7 separate regions of the Mus musculus genome follow, and all the other regions are linked to region 1. The links are chromatin loops, found by intact Hi-C in ENCODE. Cell type or tissue: heart. All regions are shown on one strand.

What was found. A loop is a pair of places that touch in the nucleus more often than their neighbours do. Peaks named below come from ENCODE experiments on the same cell type or tissue, not always from the same donor. Only the 100,000 strongest peaks of a DNase experiment are listed, where the experiment ranks them.
Region 2: a loop joins it to region 1, with 4 times the contacts of the local background. A loop is called at or near these places in 3 of 42 quality-filtered maps.
Region 3: it touches region 1 in a loop (3-fold over the local background); 2 of 42 quality-filtered maps call a loop at or near these places.
Region 4: it touches region 1 in a loop (2.5-fold over the local background); 2 of 42 quality-filtered maps call a loop at or near these places.
Region 5: a loop joins it to region 1, with 2.8 times the contacts of the local background. A loop is called at or near these places in 3 of 42 quality-filtered maps.
Region 6: a loop joins it to region 1, with 4 times the contacts of the local background. A loop is called at or near these places in 11 of 42 quality-filtered maps.
Region 7: it touches region 1 in a loop (2.2-fold over the local background); 3 of 42 quality-filtered maps call a loop at or near these places.

The regions. Positions count from the first base shown.
Region 1 is chr17:17,622,777-17,626,776 of GRCm38, reverse strand. Lnpep (leucyl/cystinyl aminopeptidase) reads left to right here and starts at 2,288. Exons shown (of 18, transcript NM_172827.3): 1 at 2,288-2,383. The coding sequence starts at 2,365. In heart, a CTCF peak has its summit at 2,111; DNase peaks (open chromatin) are centred at 1,486 and 2,126; H3K4me3 peaks cover 3,609 bases; H3K27ac peaks cover 3,714 bases.
Region 2 is chr17:15,826,729-15,830,728 of GRCm38, reverse strand. Rgmb (repulsive guidance molecule family member B) reads left to right here. Exons shown (of 5, transcript NM_001372257.1): 1 at 1-108; 2 at 1,034-1,109. The coding sequence starts at 1,105. Among named protein-coding and RNA genes, the nearest start is that of Rgmb, 2.3 kb to the left of the region's middle. In heart, CTCF peaks have their summits at 1,173, 2,029 (motif pointing left) and 3,990; DNase peaks (open chromatin) are centred at 458 and 858; H3K4me3 peaks cover 2,493 bases; H3K27ac peaks cover 1,611 bases; H3K27me3 peaks cover 270 bases.
Region 3 is chr17:16,949,500-16,953,499 of GRCm38, reverse strand. It overlaps BC002059 (cDNA sequence BC002059), which reads right to left and starts at 1,964. Exons shown (of 3, transcript NR_166921.2): 1 at 1,792-1,964. In heart, CTCF peaks have their summits at 2,249 and 2,456; a DNase peak (open chromatin) is centred at 2,089; H3K4me3 peaks cover 978 bases; H3K27ac peaks cover 304 bases.
Region 4 is chr17:17,446,466-17,450,465 of GRCm38, reverse strand. All of the region lies in intron 4 of Lix1 (limb and CNS expressed 1), which reads right to left. Among named protein-coding and RNA genes, the nearest start is that of Gm41537, 43 kb to the left of the region's middle. In heart, no CTCF peak of the experiment used is centred here; a DNase peak (open chromatin) is centred at 1,605; H3K4me3 peaks cover 1,167 bases; H3K27ac peaks cover 2,224 bases.
Region 5 is chr17:17,520,433-17,524,432 of GRCm38, reverse strand. No RefSeq gene overlaps it. Among named protein-coding and RNA genes, the nearest start is that of Gm41537, 31 kb to the right of the region's middle. In heart, no CTCF peak of the experiment used is centred here; no DNase peak of the experiment used is centred here.
Region 6 is chr17:17,824,911-17,828,910 of GRCm38, reverse strand. It overlaps a transcript of Spaca6 not described here. Among named protein-coding and RNA genes, the nearest start is that of Mir99b, 3.3 kb to the left of the region's middle. In heart, no CTCF peak of the experiment used is centred here; DNase peaks (open chromatin) are centred at 110, 760, 1,920, 2,660 and 2 weaker places; H3K4me3 peaks cover 3,325 bases; H3K27ac peaks cover 3,229 bases.
Region 7 is chr17:17,232,501-17,236,500 of GRCm38, reverse strand. Gm5165 (predicted gene 5165) reads right to left here and starts at 1,598. Exons shown (of 4, transcript NM_001362181.1): 1 at 1,476-1,598. The coding sequence starts at 1,505. In heart, no CTCF peak of the experiment used is centred here; a DNase peak (open chromatin) is centred at 1,780; H3K4me3 peaks cover 1,451 bases; H3K27ac peaks cover 343 bases.

The DNA of each region.
Region 1 (4,000 bases):
AAAAAAAAAAAAATCTCCTGATTCTCCCAAATTTATGAATGCAAATTGTGAAACACTTTAGCACACAGTCTCAGAGCTGAAAATTTAAAAACAAAACCCAAGGTAATGTGATTCACACTTAAAGTATGATAGACTGTAGCTTGCTGGTGAGGTGAGGTGATTTATCATGTTGTGGAGTTTTAAATAACTGCTACTAAGTGCTCTGGCACCAAAAATAACACCAAAAGAACAAAACACGACCTAATAGGGAAGAGTTTCTTAGCTAAGCAATACCAATGTGAAACAGGCTCATTTGAACAAAATCCATGAATACAAGAGTTCTTGTGGTTCATTTTCTACTTTTGGTTCGGAATTGCTCCGATATGGGGACTAGCCTAAGGACTCAGCCTATCTTTCACACAGTGAAAAGGCAGTAGCAGCGTTGAGATATGATGTCATGAACATTTGTACTGAGCACAAACAGACCAACTGGAGACATTCATTATAAAGACATTCAGTGGAAAGGTTTCAATGTGGGCAGTAAATTAGAAATATAAACATTATACTGTACTTATTTAATATATTGTGTAACGATTAAAAATGAGGACATAGCCCTAAAAAAATGAATGAAAAAAAAAACCTGCCCCACTGATCTTGTATTCTTGATAAACAATAAGCCTTTTGACAGCTAAGAGTGCTCTGAACATAATGGCAGGAGGAATCTTTATAGAACCCACTGTGTTTGTTGCTATTTTAGGTGTGTGGTCAGAGGATTCTCTGTAGGGGTGACATTTGAGTTAAGAAAATGACAGGAAGAAGTAAGCAAACAAAACACAAAGCTGTGGAACAATTTTGCAAGGAGGGTTTTGTTTTGTTTAAAAAAAAATAAGTAAAGGTACGGTTAACGATGCTGAATAAATCGCGCCAACTTCTAGGAGCCTTATGAAAGCTTCGGGGCCATTAAAGGGCGAGAATGTTAATGAGGTCCCAGAGTTAGGTAAGGAGTTTAGTGGTTACTCCAAGTACAGTTGGTTTTCACAGGGCGTTGTAAAACAGGAGTGGAACGTAGTGGATGTAATACAATCGACCTCTTAAAAACACTGCACTTCGGGTTTACTTCTTTGAACGTAGAATTTCCTTATCGATCGAACATCATCCCTTTCTCCTCTTTCGCCCAGGATATTTGTACAGGTTTAGATTTTGTTTGCACGGGTTGACAGCCTGGGAGGAGGAGTGTGTGACAGTTGGCTCGCGCAGTGAGGCCAAGGCCTAGCCAAGTCGCCGCAGGGGACGAAGCAGTGAGTGGGGAGGAAAGAGGAGCTGTGGCTGCGGTTGGGAGGGATGGGGGAGCCTCTTCGCGGGGTGTTGACTTCCGGCAGTTGGAGAAACAGGAGCTAGCAGGAGCTAACGCGGTCTCTACGTGTCTCGTAGGCTGCCGGGGACCGCCCCGATTTGGCACCGGAAACAATGGGGCCCGAGGCAAAGGCGCGAGTACTAGGGGAAGGGGGAACTTGGCTCCCTCCGGTCTAGCCCCGCGGAATCAGGCCGTGTACCCTGAAGGCTGGGAGCAGCCAACTGCTGGTGTCGAGTAAGGACAGGACTAGGCAGGCGGGCCTCTCTGCACACAACCTCTGCGCGCACGGTCCGTTCTCCTACACCCCGCTCCGGGTTTTGAGATCTGCTCGCAGTTCTAAGCCCAGCCCTAAGCAAAGGGCACCGATCGACTCCCGGGCCCCTCCCTTCCTCTGGCCTCCGGCTTTGCTGCAGCAGCAGCTGCTGCAGGGCGTTCTGCTAAAGGAGGGAAGTCGGGCCGACCACCGCCGCAGGGCTTGCTCCGGCGGTTAAGAAGAGCGCCGCCCCGGGCTAGCCCAGCGTAGAGGCCGACCCACCCTGGGCCTTGTCTTGCTTTCAGAACGCGAAGGGCGACAACCCCTCTGGCGACAGCATCACCGGCCGCATTTCCGGGCTCAGTACTGGGGTGGCCGCACCCGAAACACGGCCGGATGCAGTAGTAGGTGTACCAGTTGTCTGAACCGGGGTACTACAGCTCTGCGGCACAGACAGCGCGGCGGCTAGAAGTGAGCTCCGGGGGTGGGGCTCTAAGCCCCGCCCCAGCACTGCGCTCCTCCCCGCCGCCCCTGGGCGGAGTGGGCCTAGGGTTGAGCGATGCTTAGCGTCCACGCCTCAGTGGGTCTTTTGCAGCAGTTGCGAAAACCCGGAACGAAGGTGTTGTTGCCGTGCGGCGGAGCGGCGCCGCCCCTCGCCGCACCTCCCCGGCAGCCCTCGGAGGCCTTTGCTGGGCATGCTCAGTCGTCAGGACCGCTTCGGCTCTCGGAGTAGGAAGCTTGGGGCGCTGGGCTGGTAAGGACCCGCGGCGGGGCGAAGATGGAGTCCTTTACCAATGGTGAGTGGCTAGCCCGAGTCGCGGATTCCCGGGCTCTCAGGGTCCAGAGGGTCAGATGTGGCAAGGGGGTCAGGCTGCAGGCATCCCTGCCAAGGGTTTCCCAGGCGGGCCGGGGGGCGGCAGAGGGGCCAGGGTCGGCTGGGGCAGGCGTGAAGGTCAGCCCTCTCCCGGGGGCCAGCCCCGAACCTCCAGGTGAGGTAGTCGGCAAAGTTTGGGATGCTTGCGCGGTGGAGGGGGCGGCGGCAAAGTTGGCAACGGCGTTGGTCCTGGGGGAAGCGGCCGCGGCCAGGAGAAGCTGCGGCCCCGGCGAAAGCCTACTCGTGCGGGGAGCCTGGAGCTGTCCGCCCGTCCTTCACCGAGCTGTCCGCATGCCTTTCCGTAACAGGGCGGGGTGGGGCCGCGGCTGGCAGCGTGATTTAGTGCACTGCAGGGAAGGAAACTTACCGGGGGCTGGCTAGTACTGCTCGGTGTGGCGAAGATGCCGCCCCGCATTGCCACCCGTCTGCCTACCGCTGCTCCGCAGGTCGACCAAACTTCTTTTTACCAGCTAGTGATGTTTGATCTTCTAGTTAGAGATCCATTGAATATCAATGGCCCTTGTTGGGCTTATATCATAAGGTGGCATGGGTGTGTGTGTGTGAAAGTCAAAGCAGTCTGTGTCCAGAAAATAGCCACGGCCCTTTACTTCATGGCTTTTGTCTGGGCTTGTAGTGCTTGAGTCTCAATATAGAGGTGAGATGATGTCTCACCATTTTATGGTGTTTAAATATATGGATTCCACTTTAGGATGGAAAGTAGGAAAACTGCTAATAAAGGGTAGGGCTTAATGAGATTAGAGGATCCACTTTCTACTTGGCATGTGTTTCCAGTGTGGTTGGTTACTTCAGGTAGGTAGAAAGTCAGATTAATGGGAGAGAAGCATATTATTGTTGGGAGGGGGGTCGCATGCCACTTAAGGAACTGGGAAGGGGGAGGGGACACCCACTCTATCCACTCTAATGCCTAGGCTGGACTTTGTTGTGTTCTTTAACATTGTTTACCACATCGCTGGAGCTGTGACCTACTCATTATGTTCTCCTTTTCCCTAATTCGGGATGCTTTATTCTCCTGCCATCTTTCTGTCTGCAGTGTTTAATTAGGCTTAGTAATGACAGCTTTAACTCCAAATTTCTTTCTCATATGTGTTCTATTTGTAATTACCAAGTTTCTAAGAATAGTCTGGTAAACTTACTCAGAGAATTAAGGAAGATTTGAACTGAAAGGCACCATAGAGACCATCTAGGATTTGAGTGTAAAATGTGCTTAAAAGAGGTATAAAATTTTCCAAGACGTTTTCTTCCTTCTAGGCAGAATTATTGGAGCCTCCTTGTTTTAAATATGTAGGTAAGATTTTTAATTATGAAATCTTACCCAATTGAAAACAAGAATGAGTCATTTATTTAGTCAGGTTTTTCCCTGGTTGATTTGTTGAACTTCCCCCCTACATAATTAAAGTACATTTTCACACCATAAAGTTAAAATCTTTTCTCCTCCCATAGAATATCCTCCTTTAGATATATTTACAAACTGTCTCATTTGGGAAGACCATGGAGAAATCCTAGAGAAAAGAGGCAAAAG
Region 2 (4,000 bases), 1.8 Mb after region 1:
GCAGAGTGGCGGGCGCGGCGTGGCCTCCCTCCTGCGCCCCGGCCGCGTGGCTTGCGGCTTATTTTCCCAGCTGGCAAGCGTCGCGCTGCAGACAAGGGAATGCCTGTGGTGAGTTGTTTATTTTGTTGAAGTTTGCGGTGGGCCCGGAGGACGGTGGGGGGGGGGCGAATAGCAGGCAGCGGCCGGGACTGTTTTGTTTAGGTCTTGGTCCACCTGTGTGGTATAAATCTGCCAGGCTCCGGGCTGTGGGGTCCAGGGTGAGAAAGCCCTGGCGTTCCAAAAGCTCCTGGCCACGTTTAATTTGCAATGCCTGGAACCGACTAGAGTCTAAGGAAGGCTGCTCCCCAACCCCCAGCTTTCCGTAGACGCTTCCCCTAAGGGACAGTCGCCTCCTATGACCTGGGAACAGCTGGCCACTGAAGTTTCCCCATTCCCTTCCCCATTCCTCGGGGGTAATGGAGCTGAAGCTTTAATGTGAGAGGAGCCCAAGAAAACAGAGACAAACTTATCGTGGGGGCGGGGGTGGTGTGAAGTTCGTTCAGGGGTGTTGGGTCGGACTGCTTCTACAAACTGGGATCCTGTGTTGGCCAATTTCCCAAACTAGACTGGTGAAAGGCTGGCTGGCTCCTGAGGGAGCCCATAGGAACCCCTGGGGCTGATGTTAGTACAGCCTCGGCTTCGTTTGCCTGGAAGAAAAGCCTAAATACATTAGTGAGAGGGTAAAGCTTTTAAGGCCTTCTTGGGAGTGAGTGGCTGGCTAATGAGAGGTTAATTTTGTTTCGAAGGGAAGGCTGTGCTGGTTTCCTGAGATAAATGGACAGGAAGCACATTACCTCCAAGCACTGGCAAGCGGCTCCCAAATGCTTTTTGCACCTGCCGCTTCTAGCCCTGAGAGCCAGAAGCGAGCCCTACTGGAGTCTGTTAGGGATCAAGGGGCCGGGGATGCAACCCCTTGCACTCTCCGTGGTCTCTCTCTCTTTCTCCAGGGGCTCAGCGCTCACACGGAGCCCTGGGGCTCTTCTCTTACACCTAGGTCCTGCGTGTTCCGGAGCTCGGGGGCATCCTGATCCCGCTGAGCCCCTTCCAGGTGCAGAAGGGTTAACAATGATGTAAGTACAAGCCAGGCGCTACATGCTGCTGGACTCTGGGCTATTCCAGCCCCTTATTTTCAAACACTGTGGAGCAACGAGCAGCAGGGGAGCCCTTACTCCGGAATGGGTTACACAAATAGCTTATTGCAGACTTCTCTGTCCTGGGTGAGCTGTTAAGCAGAGACCCTCATGTTAGGTTTCTGGGTTTGGAGATACAGTACCTGGGGAACAGTTAAGACACTATGTAAGGATTTGGGAAATGAAACTGCATCATGTTTAGAATCTATTAACGTTTCTGGCATCCGTTTTAATTACCCAATTGCATGCCCATGGTGTAGTATGCTTTGCTGGGTCTCTTAGATGCACTGTTCTGTTCTCACCACTCCTCGAAAACAAAGGGGAAGAGAGAAAGAATGCAGATGGCAAGACACAAGGTGGATTTGGGGGTTGCTCAAGTTTCCAGTCATCTCACTTTTTTTCCTAATTAAAATGTAAAACTTTTATAATCCTCACATTTGTTCTAGCTTCCTCCCTGGGTTTTTCTTTGTCCCGTCCCAAATTCTGCTTTAACCTGATGCATGGGAGCTTTGACGAGTGGCCACCCTATAACCAGCCATTCAACATGCTCTTGGTTTCCAAGCTGATTTCAAATCTTGCTAACTAACATCCAGATTCACCCCAGACTGTATCAATGAACCCGATGTCATGAAAATAGGAACCACCTTGTACTTTATTTTTAAAAAAAATAGCATTTTCCTCTAGCAGCTGAACACTTCGCTGTAATAAAAAGTGAATTGTTAGGCATACATGTCTTAAGCTTGTCAAATTTTACAACAGAGGTGCAGTAAAACACCTTAAAGATGATTCTCCTCCCCCACCACCACCACCCCAGTTTTTTTTCCTTGATATCAGGATTTGAAGCAACTCGAGGGTGCCCTCTACTGATAAGAATATCTAGACCCCCTTGTATTTAAAATATATATATATATATATATATATATATATACATACATATATACACACAAGATAGTGCAGAAAAAGCGAAGTCATCAGCAGAAAGACTCCAAATTGAATGTACTGATCTTTAACCTTTTGTTTATATGAGATGTAATGATAGCCTAATGTACCTTTGGGGATATAATTAAATATTGAGGTAAGAAAACTCTACACTTTGCTGTTAATCAGCTATCTAAAAGCACTTAAAATCTTTGTATAAGAACATTTTGCCTGCATGTGTGTCTGTGCACCATGTGTGTGTTTGGTGCCTGTGAACGTGAAGGGGTCTCGAATCCCCTGGAACTGGAGTTACAGACTATCGTGAGTTGCCGGTGGGCATTGAGAAGTGAACCTAAGGTCTTTTGGGAGAGCAGCCACTGCTCTTAACCACTCAACCATCTCTACAGCTCCAAGCTAAAAGAACTTTTAAGAAGAGCATCATGTGATCACTCTTTAAAAGAAAGATGCTTATTAATATTTTCTGAACTGTGTTTCGTCTATTATATGTAGTAACTGCAAGATGGTAAAAATGTTTGTCCTGATAGCATTTAGTATACACCATTATGTAAAGCTGTCAGATTCTTCCAGCCCTCCCCCCATGAAAAGTCATTTCTCCAGGCAACTCTGAGGCTATTATTAAGCATATTAAAGATAGACATAAGGCTTGGATTATATCTTGAGTAGTGAAAGGTGTGTTTACCACTTGAATCATCATGGCCTGTAATAAGTAATGAAAAATTACAGTAAAAACAGACAGGTCTCCTTCATTAGGGATCTGGTGGTTTGAGGAATCCACAGTGTGTCTAATGAATAAGATGGGGAGACTTAAGGCTTGCCCCCCAATTATCCTTGGTCATTGATCAGCACACTGTAACATGTGGAATATTAATGTGCCTGTAGTTGATAGGAGATTCCTAATTAGAGATTCTGGGTAATGTAGCAGGTGAAGTTGCAAACTGTAATTTAGATTGCGCTAAGTGCATTTTAAATGCCAGTCCTCAACAGTTTGGAGAATGGCAGAGGCAGGGGGAAAGTAACGTGGCTCTTAGGAGCACTGACGCCACTCTCCAGAGGAGATGCCACTTCACACTATCTGATGACAAATTGGATCCTATCGTCAACTCCTCCACAAGTGCTTTCTTTTGTCTCCGTTTACTAGCCCTTTTCCTTGGAGATAGTTGGAGGGGGTTTGCCCCAGGTTTTGGAGGACAAGTCAGGTAGAAACAGACCTACCATTGGATTAATTTAATAGACTGGAAACTTGTGGAAAAGCCACCGAGCAACAAGAAATCGTGGCATAATTGCACTGCATAAAAACTCACCACTCTCATTAATCTAATTACCTTGTAACCGAACACGTTGAAGTTCGCCCAATCCCTGACTCCCGTTCTCCGCTTTGAAGCTGGGAAAATGTCAAAGAAACCAAAACACCAGAGCCTCACGCAGCTGCCAGCGAATTCCGCTGGGAGCTCGCAGGTACCTTCTCAGTCCACCCATCTGCTACGGACCTCGGTGTCATCTGAGTATCTAACGCGGCTCGGATAGACTCTTGTTCTGCCAAGAGACCCCAACAAATTTGCTACGACGTCCAACAGTTGCGATTGGCTGAGACAGGGGTGGGGGTTGAGGGGGACCTGCTACACAGAGCTTGGGAAAGCGCTGGCTTCCTGCAAGTAACTGAAGCTCTCAGGGATAGGAAAAGGAGTTGGGAAGGGTCATTAAAAACAAGGAAGAAAAAAAAAAAAAAACCTAGGAGGAAGCTGAACCTGAAGCTCATTAATTCAAGGAAAGGTTAAAGGCCGGTTCGCTGTCGCCCATTTCTATTGGGTACCAGAAAACCGTGATCGCGGAAAGGGTTGGAGGAAAAAAAAGCACAAGGAAGCCGGCAGGAGGGAGGCTGAGCCTTGAAGAAG
Region 3 (4,000 bases), 670 kb after region 1:
GGAAAGATCTGGAGGATAACATCCTGAGTGAAGAAACCCAATCGCAAAAGAACACAAATGATATGCACTCAGTCATAAGTGGATAATAGACCATAAACTCAGAATATCCAACATATAATTTGCAAAACACATGAAACTCAAGAAGAAGGAAGACCAAAGGGTGGATACTTTGATCCTTCTTAGAAGGGGGAACAAAATGCTCATGTGCGGAGTTATAGAGACAAAGTGTGGAGCAGACTGAACGAATGACCATCCAGAGACTGCCCCACTCAGGGATCTATTCCATATACAACCACCAAACCCAGACACTATTGCATATGCCAGAAAGATTTTGCTGACAGGACCCTGATATAGCTCTTCTTGCGAGGCTACGACAGTGCCTGGCAAATACAGAAGTGGATGCTCACAGTCATCTATTGGATGGAACACGGGGCCCCTAATGAAGGAGCTAGAGAAAGTACCCAAAGAGCTAAAGGGGTCTGAAACTCTATAGGAGGAACAACAAAATGAACTAACCAGTAACCCCCAGAGCTTTGTCTCTAGTTGCACATGTAGCAGAGGATGGCCTAGTCAACCATCAATGGGAGGAGAGGCTCTTGGTCTTGTGAAGATCATAAGCCCAAGTACAGGGAAATGTCAGGGCCAGGAGGAGGGAATGGGTAGGTTGAGGAGCAGGGCAGGGAGAGGCTATAGAGGGCTTTGGGGATAGCATTTGAAATGTAAATGAAGAAAATATCTAAGAAAAAATAAAAGTATGCATAGATACAGTGTCTTTCAACAATAGCAGGCTATTACCTTTTAGGGAAATGGCATCAATAAGATAATGTATGATCCCGTCATTATATGCAATTTTAGCTGCTGAAGTCTATAACCTGATACACATAAATAAAGCCAATTCCCCTTGATTCAAATTTCTGAATGGCCTTATCTAGATCAATGAAGTTTGGTTCAACATAACCTCCCCAGGTGGTATACCCACCAATCTGGATTATTTTTATTCACATGCATGACTTAATTTACCTTGGCAATTGTAAATTACACCATCAGAAGCTTGTTCATAATGATGACCCCTGCAGATGATTCCCTTAAACTACAGTGTAGGAGCTAGCTATTGTCTACACTGTTTAGCCCTGAACTGTACACAGTAAACTGTTCCTCCTGTTGAGGTCTGAAGACAGAAGCCATGCTCCATATGCAAGTACTTCTCCTTCTACTGCAAAGGGCAGTACATTACATGACTAAAATGAGCAATTTTAAAACTCTCTTGTGGTACAGCCATTTAACTAATAAATTACGAAGTTTAGCAAGGTAGAGAAAGAGACTAGGACCCACGTGTCAACATACTTTGTCTCAGAAACAATTTTATAAAAAAGATGAAGCTGTTCTAAAATTAGTCCACTTTTTTTGTTATTTCAAAAAAAAAACCCACAGAGAAATATTGAAAAAAATGTACTTTAATTCACCAAACACATGAGATACATATTAAACGTAGACAAATTTAACTCGAAATGAATGACAACCAAAATGCTAAATGCCAAGAGAAGAACTTGTAGAATACACGAAAGAAACTTAGCCTGTCTGACTTTGGCATCCTGCTAAGGGTGTTTCTATACACAGGACCCTGCTCGAAAGGTTTTGTGAATATTCAGCCCAGATAGCGAAGTTATGCAGGTGCCACCGTTGGGTCCAGAAGCGGCTAAAACCACGAGGCAACTCACAGGTGCCTGCATGTAGCTGCTGGTTCCGACCCAGCCTTCCGTAGGACCCAGCACACCCGATCCCGCTCCTCACCTCTGTGGGAAGTGACAATATCCTCATCATGTCGCACTTTCAGAACTTGCCTGAGTTTCCTTCACAGTACCCAGCAGCACACAGGAGAAATCACTTAAGCCTGCTTAATTACAGGGAACCAGAGAAAAGGGTTCCGGAAGAACCACCCTCCTCTTATGACAGGCAGGTCCCACAGGGAAACAGGAAAATGCATTCCGGAAGAACCACCCTCCGCTTTTGACTGGCAGATCTCCCGGGGAACCAGCAAAATGCATCCGGAAAAACTACCCTCCTCTTATGACTGACAGATCCTCCTTGATGCCGTGATTGGCCAGTAAATCTTGAGTGACAGGAGCAACTCTCAGGGTGAGAGGGTGCAAACGCAACTCGGAATAGTGGTTTATTGCACAGGCTTCCAATCTAGACGCACACCTATTCTAGATCAGCAGAGAGATGTATTTTGGTAGCAATTGTCCCAGGTTTCCGATAGCCTACACGCCAGCCTTTGCCGCCCCATCTCTCCAGCTCACCTCTGATTGGCTGCGTGCTCCTCCCCTTTGTGGGCTGTGACCTTGTTCTCAAGAGCCAGGACTCAAATTCTTGCCTGTGAGTCCACTGCCCTCAGAAGGTGCTTCCTCTTATTGCTAGTGGAATGAAGCATATTACTAAAGTTGCAGTGGAGTGAAAAATCTGTCTCACAAGTGGAAGGGTTCCCAGTTTAACTGCTAATTAAAGAGTGACTTTAAGAACCAACGTTTTGTATTGTGGCTTCTTACTGGGTTCAGGTAAATTGCACAAACTTTCCAGCTGGAGCTCTATTGTTATTCTATAATCTACTATTCTATTGTCTATTCCTCAGTAGGAAAGTGCTAAAAAATAAAATAAAATAATAAAGTAAAACCCAAAACACAGGTGTACTAGGAAAATGCTCTAGGGTCTCTCTATGTATGTGGAAAGTGGATTTATTAGTATGGCTCCCAAGCTGATAGCCAACTCTTGCAACTATAACTCTATACTGAAAGACTCCGAGAGGAGCCCCTCGCTCAGGCCTCAGGACAATAGCGGACACCCAAGAACTCACGACAGACCGAGCTTGTTGCAAACCACATGAGGCTTTATTCGGGGAAAGCCAGAGCTCTGGGGACGACTCATATCCCACGCAGGGGTAGAGGAGTCGTCCTCGAGGGGAAAGAGTTCCCAGTTTTTATAGGCCCTCAGGGGGGAAAGGAGAAGGGGGAGATTAGGGGATTTCCAGATCTAAACAATGTCTATTCTCAAGAAATGGGTATGGGAGGGGTACAAGGAAAGAGTCTAATGAAGGTGCAGCAATGGGCACACACCTGGTCAGAACTTTGGCAGACACACAGGTTCAAGGAGTGGCCAGAGCATTGTGCACCTCTATTTTTCTAAATCAGTGAAGCTAGTTCTGCTAACACTGACGTCTATCTTGCCAATTTCAGGGCTTCTGTGTCCTTTTACATTCTGCCAGGATCTTTCAATACCAATGGGAAGTTGAGCAATCCAGTGGTTGTTCAGTCCATGTGGCTGAATGTCTCAGCTGGTTTTCAGTATATATCATAATATGTATAGGAATAAAACGTAACAACTGTAAGGGACCTAGAAAGTATTTAACAAATACATGTAATCATAAAAGTCGCCACAAAATCCATACTGGAGGTAAACCTTAAACATTTAAAGAATGTGGGAGAGCCAGCACTATAGTATCCCTGACTGAAGACATAAGAAGATGTATGCCAGCCAGGTGTGGTGGCACACGCCTTTAATCCCAGCACTCGGGAGGCAGAGATAGGCAGATTTCTGAGTTTGAGGCCAGCCTGGTCTACAGAGTGAGTTCCAGGACAGCCAGGGGTATACAGAGAAACCCTGTCTCAAAAAAAAAAAAAAAAAAAAAAAAAAAAAAAAAAAAGAAAAAAAACAAGAGAAAACAAAACAAAGCAAAAGATGTATACAACTGAAAATCTTGAAAAACAAATCCCTTAACTAGTATCAGTTAGTTTACTCTTCTGAGATTTAGGAAAACAAAATATCTTTCAAAATATGAAAATGACTAGAAACTTATATTCCATCCTTGTGAATGATCAGAATTGTCAACCAGACAATCAATCATACACATGATACAAATTCCTTATTATTTTTCTGCAAAAAAATTTACTAAAGAATTATTGGAAAATAAGCAATGTACTCATTAATGTTTCAGTTTGAACAATCA
Region 4 (4,000 bases), 180 kb after region 1:
CTGTCTGACTTAAAGGGAAAGCCACGCACAGTTTCAGAGGACTTCTATAAAGAATTGTTTTCTGGTTTCACTGTGATTCCTGCTGCCTGGTTTTTTACCCTGGCTTTGAATCTGATCAAGCCCTGACCTGCACAGGAACTTGGAGTCACCTACTCTGTGAGGACTTGCTCTGTTCTTCTGTTGTAGAGTTTGTTAAATAGGCTAATCTAATCACGGAGGTTTGGGAGCCTGGCTGGACTGAAAGGAACTCGAGCAGCTAGCTCATTGGAGTGAGATATGTGAGGCAAGATTTAAACTGGGTGGGGTGATTCATGAATCTTCTCCATCTTTTAAAAATCTGTATTTTGTGCCAGTCATTGTAACACACCGGTTCACCTCCAGTACTGAGGCGGCGGCAGAGGCAGGTCTTGTGGGTTCAAGGCAAGCCTGACTACCTACTGAAACCTTGTCTTAAAATAAATAAATAAATAAATAAATAAATAAATAACGTTGTTTTTCTTTGTATTTTGTTTATTAGGATGGTGTTTTGCAATCATTTTGAACTTAAAATGCATTGTATAAAACTGTCTATCTTAATCCCTGAGCTTCTTAAAGCATCAGATCTTAAAGACTGATGTATCACTTGCCACTCCTGATCTGGGCCTTTTGGGTTTGTCTCAGCAAACTGCCCTGGGTTGGATCCTCAACTTAATAGTTTTTCAGCACAGGCCCTGGCATTTTTATTTTGCACTGAGCTCCCATGAATTATATAATTGGTCTTGGTCAGCAACGTGAATTGTAAGCTGAATGGAGAATAAAAGCCTGTATTTTCTTTGCTTGGCGGGGGAAAATTGCAGTTGCTGCTCTTGTCCACAGTTCCCTGTTTTACTTTGTCATTCATTTCGTTTAATCCTGCAACAACTGGGCTCTATCTTGGAAATGGCCTGCCTGGTTTCACAATGGCTTTTCAGCCACTCTGAGCCGCTTTGAGTTGCCTCTTCTGGAAGTTTGGGAGGCTGACTCGGTTCTGTGATTCATCAGAAATAAGAAAAACAAACACCGTAAATGGAGAACTTGGAAAACAGGTGGGCACCATCTCCCCACCCAAGAAAATGAGTTTAAGAGGAAATTTGTTTATGGGATGAGGCTTTAAAAGGCGACCTGGAGAATTTAGCACAGATGTAAATAAACAACTCTTCCTTGGATTGCATTAGTCTTCAGAATAAATATATTAACCAGCTTCAGTCAAATTCTGCCTAGAATCTGACCTTGACAAGACCCAGCGCCCGCTGGTTGCGGCTCCTGTCCCTCCCCCTAACAGCAGGCAGTTTTCTCCCTGGCAAGCTTACCTCACAATAGGCACTCCTTCCCTCCCAAGGAGTGAAGGAAAGCTGAAGCCTATTGCGGTTCCTCAGCGCAGCAGGACTGGCCCACAGAAAATCCAAGGGCATTCCCAAGACACCAGCCTTGTTTTTCTACGCTATAGTCAACCATTCCTAGATCCAAAACTCTTCGGTAGCAACCCCAGCTCCGGGAGGGGGCACTGATTTGTGCCTCTGCCGAAATAGCACAAATCTGTATTCACTTCCCTTTACGCGTAGACACAAGCTGATAACATCTGTCCAGACCCCGTGGTACACGCTAGGTCACAGCAGGCAAGCGGAAGGAGAAGCTGGACTCCCTGGGTCCTCCCTCCTGACCCGAGGACTTGGGTTTTCCTGCCTTCTCTCTTTTTCCTTTGTCCTTATACTGCTCCCAGCCGTCTTTCTGAAGTATTTCTAGAGTGTGATTTACGTGATTATATATCATTTAAATACCTTACTATGGACCACACATAAAGCAGATCAGCAAGGCACGGGTTAAAGTAACATGGACCAGAGATTGAGGAGAGAGTCTTCATAGTACTTAGAAGGAGTTTTAAGAAAAAAATAATTTAAAAAAATTGCCTCATCAGCTTTGGCAGGCTAAGTGACTTTTCCTCTTATAAGAAGACCTATTCTGGATACTTTATAAATGCCCAGGTCTATAAAATGACACTATTCTTTTTATTTAGTTGTCAAAATGAATTTCAACACAGGCAAGCTCACAGATGTAAAGTGATAGGTACTCACACATAGGTCTATATGTTTTTAATTGCGTGGATTTTCTCTTCTGCCATTCTTTTTGCCTGTTATTTTCTCCTTTGTTTAAGGTTATTGTAGGGGAGCATTATAGACCCTTTATAGCTTCCCCCTTTTTTGTAAGGGAGGGGGCCATAAAACATTTTGACGGGGAGTTACCTAACCTCTTTTGAAGCTTGTGGTTACACGGTGTGTGTGTGTGTGTGTGTGTGTGTGTGTATGTGTGTGTGTGTGTGTTGTGTGGAGTGGGGGGATCCATCCATGAAATGTTTTAAAGTAATTCAGTCCTCCAGAGTCATCCTTGACCTTCATGGAGTGTTTACCTTATGCCAGGCTGTTCTAGACTCTTCTCATTACATCCGGTTTCACCTTCACCCTGGCACTGTGGCGTAATACTGGTATTTCCTCAGATTTATACACAAATGAAGAAACAGATCTTCAGATATGGAACAGAATAAGACTAAAACCATCTAGTCCATTCCACATGTCCTCAACTACTCCAGAGAAAAGTAGGGGCGTTGGGCCTCAGCTGCAACACAATGATTAAGTTTTACCACGATAAACATTATTTGTCCATAAAGTTTTCTAGATCTGATTACTTCTTGAAATCAAACCTAAGAAAATAGAAGCAGTGTGGGTATGGGACTATTCATTTTAACTGTTGTTCTCTGTGGTAGGATATTTTAGTTCACTTAAGCTTAGCTGTTTAGAGGGGCAAACATTTCCTGCCAAATCACTGATGAATTTTCATCTGCCTATTGCCAGAATTTGAGAATCAGATATGTAAGAAAAGGAGAGAGATTGCCTTGCATGGGTCTGAAGCCAGGAGCTCAGCCATCTCTCTTTCTCTTTTTTTTTTTTTTGGAGTTTTTCAAGACAGGATTTTTCTGTGTGGCCCTGGCTGTCCTGGAACTCACTCTGTAGACCAGGCTGGCCTCGAACTCAGAAATCCGCCTGCCTCTGCCTCCCAAGTGCTGGGATTAAAGGCGTGCGCCACCACTGCCTGGCTGAGCTCAGCTATCTTTCAAGTAAAGATAATCTCCCTTGGAAAATAACCTATGGGTAATAACTGTTTCATATAGCTGTTATAAGGGTTACATTACAGCAATAATTGTCAATACTCAATATTATGATCCCAACATATAAATAAGAATCAGATATTGATACCATTATTAATGTAGTTTTTCATATTACCAATACAGCCAATTGTAATTAAACATCAGTAAGCCCAAAATGTATATGGTACAACTAACCCAGTGAATCTCAGAGCTTTGCATAGAATACCTTCAACACGCTCAAAATATTTGCATTGGCTTGCAGTTAGGCAAAAGTTTATAATAAAATATTAAATATCTTCTGTGATTTATTGAGCGATCTACTGAAGAGACAAGGAGTGGAATTGTTTTCATGCCATCATAAAAGTGAGAAATCATAAATTGAGGATTGTGTGTGGTAAGTAGCAGAGTTCCTCAGCTGTTACTGCTTGTCAGATGTGGATGGCATGGTGCTAATTTTGGTCTCCCTCATAGGAGGGAGAGGCACATGTTTTTCAATAGAAACATCACAACTGAAGTAGTACTTTAGAAGGTACCTCCATAGAATCCGTGACTTCTAAAAAATTAAGGAAGAAATGGTCATAAGCAGTATTTTTAACTACTTGATTTTGTCTTAGTCCTGAAGATCTGGTGAACTGCTACTGAGTTGCAAAACAGTCATCACTCACCTGTTTCTAAGAAATATAAAGTGGCAGGCTCTCCATGTAGTTCTGCATGGTTTTAAATGAGTGTGTCTTTTCTCAGGTGCCATTCCCCTTTCTCCTGGTATTCTCTTCTATGTTTTGGGATGTTTTGTTTTGAAAAATAATAGGCTCTTTATTGTTCTCCCTTTTTGTTTTAAGACAG
Region 5 (4,000 bases), 100 kb after region 1:
TGTATTTAAAAGTCTGTCAGTTATTTCAGTTTTTCACTCTCAATCTGTGTTTGTGTTATCAAACAAACCAAGAGTCTATATCTATGCCCAGAAGTGTGGAACATCTGCCCCTTCTCTGTCACCTGTGCCATATTGCAGTAGTGTATACGTACTATAAGGCTTGAGTTCTTGTTTTGTCTGTTGCTTATAGCATAGCTTGTTAGAGAAAAAGGTAACCATATAATATATATGTATATATGATTGTAAATGCCTTGTGGTGTTAACTTCATTTTGAACGTGGTCCTTGGTGCGACTATTTTTACTCTGTACTTAATGAACACTGAGATTGATTCTATGAAAACTCTCCACAGTCCCTATCCCTCACTGCCTGGTGGGCAGTGGTAGACTAGATGTTTTATTTGCTTATCTTTTGTTTGCTTTGTGGGGGTCTGGGTGTTTATATATTTTTAATGTATATATAATATTGCTATATTCTGTATATTATTCCACATAACACCAGTTCTTTGCTGGAATTTGTAGATACATAATGCAACATTGAGGTCCAGAGGTATGATAACTCTCCCCTGCTCCCTTTTCCTCATTGCCTACAGAGGCAATACTTTTATAACTTGGTTTTTTTTTTTTAGGGGGTGGGAATGGGATTGCTTAGGTGGGTAGTGGTTAGGGGAAAGGGTGAGTGCATGATTTTAAAATATATTTTTTCATGGTACTGATTAGGCCCCTAGTCCTTTACATGGATAGGTGAGTACCTAATCAAAGTTGAGGATCAGTGTATGACGTATCTCCCATTCTACCCTTCCCTGGATGCCAGTATTGGCAAGAGTGAGTAAAGCAGCTGTGTCTTATTTACTTGTTTTGGATTTATATTTTTGATAGTAGACTATTCTTAATATAAAGTTGTCATGTTTTTATTTCATTTTGTGTTCAGCCCTTTGCCTAACTGTAAAGAACATCATGAAAATTAGTTTCATAAGATGACAGCACATTGTTTCTTGCATATTTCCTCATTTAGTAGTAGGTAGTACAGCTGATTTGTGGTTTTCCTGGTTATTCTGAGATATATATATATATATGTATATGTACACGTATATGTATATGTATATATGCATATACACTATATATGATACAAATATTATACTATTATACATACATATTTAATTTTCTCCCTTGCTCTCATTGTTTCCCTTTAATACTTATTTCCTTGAAGGTTTTTACATGTACCTAGAGAAAGAAAACAAAAAAACAAAAAAACCAAAGGCTCATTACATGTTGAGTGTCTGACTGAAAGTGTAGCCCTGGGACTCCATGTGTAACAGTAGCAATGGGATTGCAGCAAATAAGATGGGAGAAGACACTCAGGTATGGCTGCATTGAGGAAACTAATCATATCCAGCATTTCTGGTGTTGAATTAAACTGACATGGTGAAAGTCAAGCTTTGGTTTTGTAAATGCCAGAGAAAAAACAGAGAACATTGCACAGTAAACCTGAGTTTAAATGGCCTCAGTGTTTGAGGCAAGCTTTGAAGCTAGGGTGTCAATATCTGTGTTTTCTGTAACTAATCTGAAGAGCCCTCGAGAGTACTGTGTCTGTGAGGCCTGAAGTTCAGATTTCTCTCCAGAGTTCTTTTGATTGTTCTTATGTACCCAGGAGAAGTCATTGTGATTCTTAGAATGGATCATTTGAGTGATTACTGCTCCTCTGGTGGCTGACAAACAACATGGTCCCAAAAGAATTTCAGGGGTAAGACCTTTCGGTCTTAGAACATCCACATGTGGCAGGGCACATTGGCCCTTTCTTACCCAGAACTCTTTTGTGTGGCTGCATCTCTTTCTCCAGTTCTCTCTTAACTGGAGCATGCCTATTCTTTGTCCTTTTGTCTTTAGTATCTTTGTTGTTGTTAGATGCCATCTGAAGTTACACTCACAAGTTTAAGCAAATGCTGCCTTCTTGTCAGCCTTGTGATTCTGTGTGCATTTCATGCAAGGGAACCTGTATGTTTGCTCTCTGCATTCTTACATTTCATATTGTCTCTTCTTCCACCACATGGTAAATGTTATGACTACACATTTGTCTTCATCAACGAAAATGCATGTGAAAACCTCTCTGTCCTTCTTGCATCTTAGCTTTGTTTTGTTCTCACATTTTTACTGATATTCCACAAGAAAGATTTGCCATATCCATTTAGGAAACATTGAGCGATAGATAGTTCTCCTAGAAATTCTCAAAGACATGTTATTTACCATATCAAACTCTCAGGAATGTATTGGAAAATTATCCTAGTAACATTGCTGTTACTTATACCTGCTGCTGGAGGAAAAAAGTTTATTCATGACACATTTACCTTTGATCATAAATAAAAGAGAAAGGGCCACCTTTTTGGAGTTAGTCATGGTAGTCATTAGTGATATTTTTGAACCGTTTTTAATTTGAAATACTTCAAAGGAAGTAAAGGTCATGGCTTAGCTCAAAAAAATGCTCCAGAAGTTGGGCTGCTTAAATCATCAGTACAATAATATACTGTGTGTGCGTGCATGCGTGTGTGTGTGTGTGTGTGCATGCGTGTGTGTGTGTGTGTGTGTGTGTGTGTGTGTGTGTGTATGAAATGAGAATTGCCACATAATTGGAGCATTTGCATTCATCCGCAAATCATGTTGAGACAAACTGTAGCTGGCCGTCTTGATTAAAGCCAAGTGGTCCCTGTGGCTGTGAGGAAGAGTTTTTCTTGCAAAAACTTTGGCAAGTGATGACTTCGAAACTTACAAAGCTATTGCCTTTTTTTTTTTTTAACACCAGTAGTGACCTTCAGTTCCTTCAGTCTGAGTTTAAGGGTAGAATTCTAAATTTGTATTCTAATCTGTCTTTTGTGGAAAATTTTGAAAATAGTATGTATATGTAATATTGTATATGCAAATTGTGTTGTTTTACTTGTTTTGCATATGACCAGCACTGACTGAAAGGCATGTTTAACTATAAACACTGTTGCTTTCTTTGTGAAATGAAAATAAAAGTATTTAAATACAAATATTGTATGGATTCATCTGATAAGACTGATTATATATTAAAAGTATTTCATCTCAGGTTCTAAGTTCCGTCAGAACTGTTCCCATATATATTATCTAAATTGCTTCCTGCCTTACTCCAGAGTCCTTAACACATAAAACTCAAAGGAACCCAAACTCACACTGTGAACATTTTGGGTTGCGCAATTATTTGCTTTGAGAGACTCTTGTGCACACTGTAGAATTTTCAACATATACTACTGATGCTGGTTGCATCTACGGGTAACCAACTGCCCATAGCAACCCCTCACTATTCTGGCCCTTGTGAGAAACAAAAACGTTACTTCATAGATAGAAAACTGTTCCCTGGACTGGCAGTTAAAACTGTGTGTGGGTGTTTGGAACAACAGGCTCAGTAAAGGGGTTGCTGGTTTTAGGGCAGTTACTTCCTTGCACAGGTGCAATCCTTATGAACACTCAGATCCTGTAAGTGGCAGGTGGCTCCACAATAATTTCCTACCTAGGTTACTATAAAACCACTGAAAGCTAACAGTTCCCCTGCTTTGATCATATAAGTCATACCAGCCCTACTCAAAGGACATTGCTACAGTTATGTTCCTTGTTAGGTCCACAACACTAGCCTATTCCATCTCCTAGATCATGAATTGGGAAAGTTTTAGGTTTCTAGATACAGTAATGAAAACTAGTGTTCTTTTACTGTAATCTCTAGAGTTTAATGTTGGACATTTGAAGACAAATCTAGTGAGTCTCCTAATTCCCCAAAGACCCCAGTTTGGGGATTTAAAAGCCTTTATGTCGTACCTTTTTAAAAAGAAAATTATGAAGATCGTTGCCAATATTTACAAAATGCTCAGAAATTGCAGGGATTTAAAAAAACTGGCTACATGTTTTATAATCATAGATATCAACTGTTAAATATGTGAACACTTAGGAAATAAGGAACACTTAATTCCACTAGGTTTGGGATGGGGGTATTGAA
Region 6 (4,000 bases), 200 kb before region 1:
AGAAGGGGCCCTGGGCCGGGGTAGCGACCTGCTGAGGAGGGGGAGGAGAGGCGGGAAGAGGGCGGAGAAGCAAAAGAGGAGGCGGGGGACCTGAGACCAGTCTTCGGCCTGAGCTCAAGTCCTCCTTTCCCTCCTTCCCAACCTCCCAGACCCTCAGGCGGGGGCGAGAGTCAGGCCAAGGTGGGGAGGAAGGGGAAGGGAGGAGCCCCCCCACCCCCCCCCAACCAACCTGGCTCAGAGCCCAGGCCTGGGTTCCCAGCATGCCCCGGGGCTGCCTGGGGCCTGAGGGGGGGGGGGCGGTGAGGGAAAGCAGGGAAGGGAGAATCTTTAAGATTCTCCAGCCCTGAACATCTCTCCACACACCCTGCAAGTTTCTCTTCAGAGGGCCAACTGAGGCTCACAGAGAAGGTTCCGAACTGGTTCAAGGTCACTGCCCCAGGCTTGGGTGCATCTCCCTTGGGTTCACAGGCTTGCTTTGAGGAAGGGGTAGGCGCTCGACTTCTCCCTGGGCATGGGTCCCCTCCCCCTCTTTGCAGACCCTAGGGAGCCCCCAAGGGTCAGAGAGCAGACCCAAACAGTCTGGCACCATAGCAACCAACTGGTCCCGCCCCCTTAACCCCTGGAGGGCTGGACTCCAGCTGGGGCTAAAAGGGGTGGGGGAAACCTGGTTCTCAGGAAGGAGCCCCCCACCTATGCCCCAGTCCAGGCAGAGAAGAAGAAAAATGTCTGGGGCCCTGACTCTTGGGTTCTGAAGGAGGAGGGGATTGGGGTTGGCCTATGCTTATGTGCAGGAGGTGATGGCTGGAGAGTGGACTCCTTAGTCAGAGGCAAGAAGGAAATGGGTGACCCAGACACCTGGGTCCTGGGCAGACCGCAACCAGGGCTTTGGCTTGTGGAATCTGGGCAACGGCTTGGAAGATAGACCCTGAGGGAAGAGGAAGCTGAGACCCGGAATCCCCGGTCCTCAGAGCAACCTGGACGCTGGGCCTCTCTACTACCAGACAGCCCCTGCCCCAGGCGCTGACCCGGGTCTGTCTGGCAGCCCAGACAACCTCCCCCTCCTGGCACCCTCCCACTCACACGGCTCACCCTTGACCCCGCAAAGCCCCGCAGCCCCATCTCTGCCCCTCCCCCTCCCTTCCAGCCAGACGTTAACCCTTAGGGCGCTGGAGGCACCTCCAAAGCCAGACAGTTTTCTTCCACCTCCCCTGCGGTCTCTAGCATCTGGTCCCTTACACTTTGGGATCCTGCAGCCTCCCTCTAGAATCTAAGAGATCCTTCTAGCTTCTGAAACCCGGGGACCCTAGAATCTAGTCTCTAGCTCCTTCCAACAAAGATTCAGAAGTCTGGGTTCCCAGCTCTCCACCCTCCCTCCCAACCACCACCACCACCACCCCCCTCACACACACACACACACACACACACACACACACACACACACACACACACGCCACCACAACCACCACCACCACTTCGCTATCCAAGCCAGAAGCCAGAATTCCAGGCCCAGGCTAGCTGCCTCCTCCCTTGGGGACCCTGGAGTCCGGCCCAGGTCCCATCCCCCTCCGGTTCCGCAGACTCACCGCTCCGCAGCTCCAGCGTCGCTGAGACCCAGTGTCCTCCTCCAGCCCCAGCCCCAGCTTCTCCATCCTCTCCCTCCTCAGCCGCCCGCGGCCCCTCTTCTTCCTCCCGCCAGCCCCGCCATCCTCCGCCCCCGGTCGCCCGCTGCCTCCGGCCGGTGCCTCCTCCCGGCACTGAGCGCCCGGGCTCCCCCGCCCTAGACCCCGCGGGCAGCGTGGCCTCGGACCGGCCCCCTCCCCAGGGGGCCCCTGCCCGGCCCCTCCCCACCGCCCAGCCCAGTCCGGCCTGGCTTCCTCCCACCCCCCTGCCCCGAAGCTGGCCCGAGTCCAGGGGAAAAAATTCCATCCAGCCCTAGGGAGGAGGAGCAGGGTGGAGGAGGGAGCGGGAGGGGAGGCCGGGCTAGGGGAACATGACGCAGGGAGAAGGGAAGGGACAAAAGAGAGGCCGGGAGGCAGTGGAGGCAGACTCCCTCCTTCCCTCCTCCTCCTCCGATAGTGTCCGTTCAGTCTCAGTAGCTTTCTACCCTTCGATTCCCTTCATCTCTCCCCCCTTCCAGACTCTAAGCCTCCTCCCTCTTGTCTGCCACCCCTATGTCATTCTTTTTTCTGGTTTTCCTTCTATCTGCCCTTTCAGCCTTTCACTGTCTGCATCTTCAACCATTTTGCTAGCGAAGGTTCTTGCATTTTCTTTCCGTTTTTCTCCCTTTCTGGATGGGTGTGTTCTCCCTCTCTTCTCCCACTCTGCACCTTCTCCAACCAGGGGCTGCATTTCCACCCACCCCTTTCGCCGCGTCGCCGCCCCCCCCCCCTCCTGCGCAGTGTTCCTCCCCTCCTCTGCACTGGAACTCAAAGGTGAATCAGACCCCCATATCTGCCCTTGCACACGGAGCTCACGGTCTGATGGAGGAATCAGACCCAGCCGCAGACTGTCCGGGGTGGTGGAGGGTGCCTGAGGTGCGGGGGTGGGGGTGTCGAGACCAAAGACCAAGAAGAGAGGGGATGGGTGGAACGGCAGATAGAAACCCACCCTACAGCAGTCTGCAGACGATCCGCCAAGAAGGCGTGGTTGCTGGTGCGACCTTAAAAAAAAAAAAAAAGTTAGATCCAGTTGTTGAAGGTAGCAAGCAGTAAGGGAGGTCCTATCCAAGGGCACAGTTTAGGCAAAAGCCCAAAGGCAGGATCTAAGGTGATAGCAGAGGATAACAAAGAGGTCCACTGTGATTAGGGACCAAGAGACCGGAAGCTCAACCCAGACTAGGGTGAGTGGGCGGGCAGTCCCGAACGTGTTCAAGGCCAAGCTCAGAATGAAGTTGCTTGAAGCTAACTATGTGCCTAAGAGCCTTTTGAGAAAAGAGGAGGAGTTGGGCGCAGATCTGACTGTCAGATCTCTCAGGGGATTTGGGTGATCTGGAAAGAAAGATTGTGGATTCTGAGGAGTCCTCCTCTCTCCTTGGCAGTGGCTAAGACCAAGGAGGAAGGAATAGAGAGGAGAATGTAAGGGTTTGTGGGTACTTAGGGAGAAAAGGAAAAGAGACAAGCAGAAAGCGGGATTCTGAAACGGTGGAAAGAGAGAAGAGACCAGAGAATATAAAGGTGAATACTGTGGGCAACCTATCACAACCTAAGGACATTAGTGGGTAGATAGGAAATTGTGTATGGCTTTGAGCATATGCTGCACTACCATTTTTCTCCCCGGGTAGGGTCACTTTTATTTTCACCTTTTTAAATGAAGTACTCCAAAGTTGCCTTATATTCATTCATTTAAGTGACTACTTACCATTTTATTTATCCATAACTTATGAAGTGAAATAAGAGACAGGGTCTTTTAAAAACATGTATGTCTATTCAAATATTCATATATATATTCAGAGGCAATTTAGTACAGTTGGTAAAAACATGCTAGGCAAGATTTCTGCTCTCCTATCCCCTCATAATAGTTGTTGGGCTTGTTTTTATTATTGTTGTTGTTTGGTTGGTTGGTTGGTTGTTGTTTTGTTTTAGATAGGATCTCACTATGGCCTGAAACTCACTTTGACAAAGATGCATATGAGTAAAGGTGCCCACAGAGACAAGGAGAGGGAAGACATCAACTATCTGGAACCTGGAGTTAGGCAGCTGCAAATCACTCAGCATGGGTACTGAGAACTCAGCATCAGTCATCTTCAAGAGCAATGCATGTTCTTAAGCACTGAGCAGTACTTGATTTATTTATTTCTATTTTATTTATTTAAAGTCTCACTAGGTAGTCTAGACTGGCCTTTACCACAACTCTCCTACTTAAGATTCTTAGGGTTTTCTTTCTTACTATTCCTAAACTGTAAATTAAACTTTATCATGAACATACGTGATAAAAGACTAGGTATATTCTATATGAGGTTCAGTACTAACGGTTTCAGATAAAGATGTTGGAGCATATCTCA
Region 7 (4,000 bases), 390 kb after region 1:
AGAAATTTCTCTAAAGAGAAACAAATGATCATAGCAGCTGAGAAAACAGATAAAATACTTAAATTCTCCAGAAACACTAAAGAGAAAAAAAAAATCTAGATGTTCAGAGAAATTCTAAGAAAATGAAACTTAAAAAGTGTAATCAAGAATTGACTTCTTAAAAAGATAGATATTATTGAATGTATGAATAGGCACTGTGTCTTTCAACAAGAGCAGGCCATTACCTCGTAGGCAAATACAGCAAACCAGTAGCCAACATCAAGTTAAATGGAGAGAAACTTAAAGCAATACCACTAAAATCAGGGACTAGACAAGGCTGCACACTTTCTCCATAACTATTGAAGTCCTAGCCAGAGCAATTCCACAACAAAAGATCAAGGGGATACAAATTGGAAAAGAAAAAGTCAAAATATTGTTTGCAGAGGATATGATAGTATCTATAAGTGACCCTAAAAATTCTACCAAAGAACTCCTAAACCTGATAAACAACTTCAGTGCAGTAGCTGGATATAAAATGAACTCAAATAAATCAGAGGCCTTTCTCTACACAAACGATAAACAGAATGAGAAAGAAATAGGGAAACAACACCCTTCACAACAGTCACAAATATAAAATACCTTGGTGTGACTCTAACTAAGGAAGTGAAAGATCTGTATAAGAACTTCAAGTCTCTGAAGAAAGAAATCAAAGAAGATCTCAGGAGATGGAAAGGTCTCCCATGCTCATGGATTGGCAGGATTAGTACAGTAAAAGTGACTATCTTGCTGAAAGCAATCTACAGATTCACTGCAATCCCCATCAAAATTGGAACTCAATTCTTCACAGAATTAGAAAGGGCAATTTGCAAATAAATCTGGAATGACAAAAGTCCTAGGACATCAAAAACTACCTCATCAATAAAAGAACCTTTGATGGAATCACCATCCCCGAACTCAAGCTGCAGTACAGAGCAATTGTGATAAAACAAAAACAAACAAACAAAAAACTCCCTGCATGTTACTGGTCCAGTGACAGACAGATCAATGGAACAGAATTTAAGACCCAGAAATAAACTCACACATCTATGCTCACTTGATCTTTGACAAAGGAGCTCAAACCATCCAGTGGAAAGAGGACAGCATCTTCAACAAATGGTGCTGGCTCAATTGACGGTTAGCATGTTGAAGAATGCGAATTGATCCATTCTTACTGCCTTGTACAAAACTCAACGCTAAATGCCAAGAGAACAACTTGTAGAATACACGAAAGAAACTTAGCCTGTCTGCCTTTGGCATCCTGCTAAGGGTGTTTCTATACACAGGACCCTGCTCGAAAGGTTTTGTGAATATTCAGCCCAGATAGTGAAGTTATGCAGGTGCCACCGTTGGGTCTAGAAGCGGCTAAAACCACGAGGCAACTCACAGGTGCCTGCATGTAGCTGCTGGTTCCGACCCAGCCTTCCGTAGGACCCAGCACACCCGATCCCGCTCCTCACCTCTGTGGGAAGTGACAATATCCTCATCATGTCGCACTTTCAGAACTTGCCTGAGCTTCCTTCACAGTACCCAGCAGCACAGGGGACAAATCACTTAATCCTGCTTAATTACAGGGAACCAGCGAAATGGATTCCGGAAAAACCGCCCTCCTCTTATGACTGGCAGATCCCCCAGGGAATCAGGAAAATGCGTTCCGGAAGAACCACCCTCCGCTTTTGACTGGCAGATCTCACAGGGAACCAGCAAAATGCATCCGGAAAAACCACCCTCCTCTTATGACTGGCAGATCCTCCTCAATGCCGTGATTGGCCAGTAAATCCTGAGTGACAGGAGCAACTCTCTCAGGGTGATAGGGTGCAAACGCAACTCGGAATAGTGGTTCAGTGCACAGGCTTCCAATCTAAACGCACACCTATTCCACATCAGCAGAGATATGTATTTTGGTAGCAGTTGTCCCAGGTTTCCGATAGCCTATACGCCAGCCTTTGCCGCCCCATCTCTCCAGCTCACCTTTGATTGGTTGCCTGCTCCTCCCCTTGTGAGCTGTGACCTTGTTCTCAAGAGCCAGGACTGAAATTCTGACCTGTGATTCCACTGCCCTCAGAAGGCACTTCCTCTTTTTGCTAGTAGAATGAAGCATATTACTAAAGTTGCAGTGGAGTGAAAAATCTGTCTCACAAATGGAAGGATGCCCAGTTTAACTGCTAATTAGTGACTTTAAGAAACAACGTTTTGTATTGTGGCTTCTTACTGGGTTCAGGTAAATTGCACAAACTTTCCAGCTGGAGCTCTATTGTTATTCTATAATCTACTATTCTATTTTCTTTTCCTTAGTAGGAAAGTGCCAAAAAAAATAAATAAAATCTTAAAATAAACCAAAAACACAGCTGTACTAGGAAAATGCTCTAGGGTCTCTCTATTTATGTGGAAAGTGGATTTATTAGTATGGCTCCCAAGCTGATAGCCAACTCTTCCAACTATAACTCTATACCAATGGGAAGTTGAGCAATCCAGTGGTTGTTCAGTCCATGTGGCTGATTGTTTCAGCTGGTTTTCAGTATATATCATAATATGTATAGGAATAAAACGTAACAACTGTAAGGAACCTAGAAAGTATTTAACGAATATATGTAATCATAAAAGTCGCCACAAAATCCATACTGGAGGTAAACCTTAAGCATTTAAAGAATGTGGGAGAGCCAGCACTATAGTATTCCTGACTGAAGACATAAGAAGATGTATGCCAGCCGGGCCTGGTGGCACACGCCTTTAATCCCAGCACTCTGGAGGCAGAGGCAGGCAGATTTCTGAGGTCGAGGCCAGCCTGGTCTACATCCAGAGTGAATTCTAGGACAGCCAATGTTACAAAGAGAAACCCTGTCTCAAAAAAACCACACAAAATAAAATAAAATAAAATAAAGAAGGAGAAGGAGAACACAAAGATGAAGAGAAAGAAGGGAAATATAAGACTTAAATAGTTGAAAAAAGAAGAATAGAAGCATAAGACTTAAGATGTAGGAATAGATGAAAAGGAACAGAGAGGAACACCCCCTCCACCACCACCTCTACACAAAATACATAAATAAAAATGAATAAGTTGATCCGAATAGTTCATTAAGACTATGACTATTTTGAATGGATACAGGCCTGCCATTGCTCAGGAGGAATGTGATGACTTCTGCAATAGCATCACCAATAATTGGAAGGCCAGTCAACAGTCAATGTGCATTCTGAGTAAAGAAGAGGGGTGTGTAATGCATCAGATGTGGAAGGAGTATCTACTTTAGGGTAGCCTGTCATGAAATTAAATTTTCCACTTTAAAGAATTTAAACTTTTATTAGCATAGCTAGTAATAAATAAAAACAAAAATTTGTATCCTTTCTTGGAATTTTGAGATAAGTATAATCTACATTGATAGAAATTTTTTAAGTACTTCAGGAATACCAAATAATCCACGAAGTCTATATTTCCTGGTCAATTTTAAAGAAATCTTAGTAATAGTAACATTGCTTTATGTAAAATGAATTAATTGGGAAAAATGTATCACGAGTATAAGCAAGGACACTGCAAAACCACTGAAATTGACTGCTCTGGGATTGGATAAATATATGTGTTTTCATACTTTTCAGGCTGCCTCTTTTGGATAGAAAGATTGGCAAAACTTAAGGAAAGCCTTGCAGGGTTTGAAGAGGTAAATTTGCGGTGGCAATGAGTGTATAATTGGGGATAGTGTGGGTGATAGGGTGTTATTCATGTGGCTCAAAGAGCCTAGAATCTCATGTAGGAAACATGGAATATATTACCAGTATGTGTGTATGTGTTTATAGGTGACAAAGACCAGGTTTGGCTTAGAAAGGTTCTGAGAGTGAAAGAAGTGGTGTCTGGATAAGAAAAATGGTGATTCCAAGCTGTTGACCTGTGTTCTGCTTGATACAGCTTTTCCAGTCTGCTTTTTGTTGTGTTTCCTCTCTGGAGATTTCTCTGTCTATATTCTGCTTGCTTGCCATTCTTAGATATCTCTCT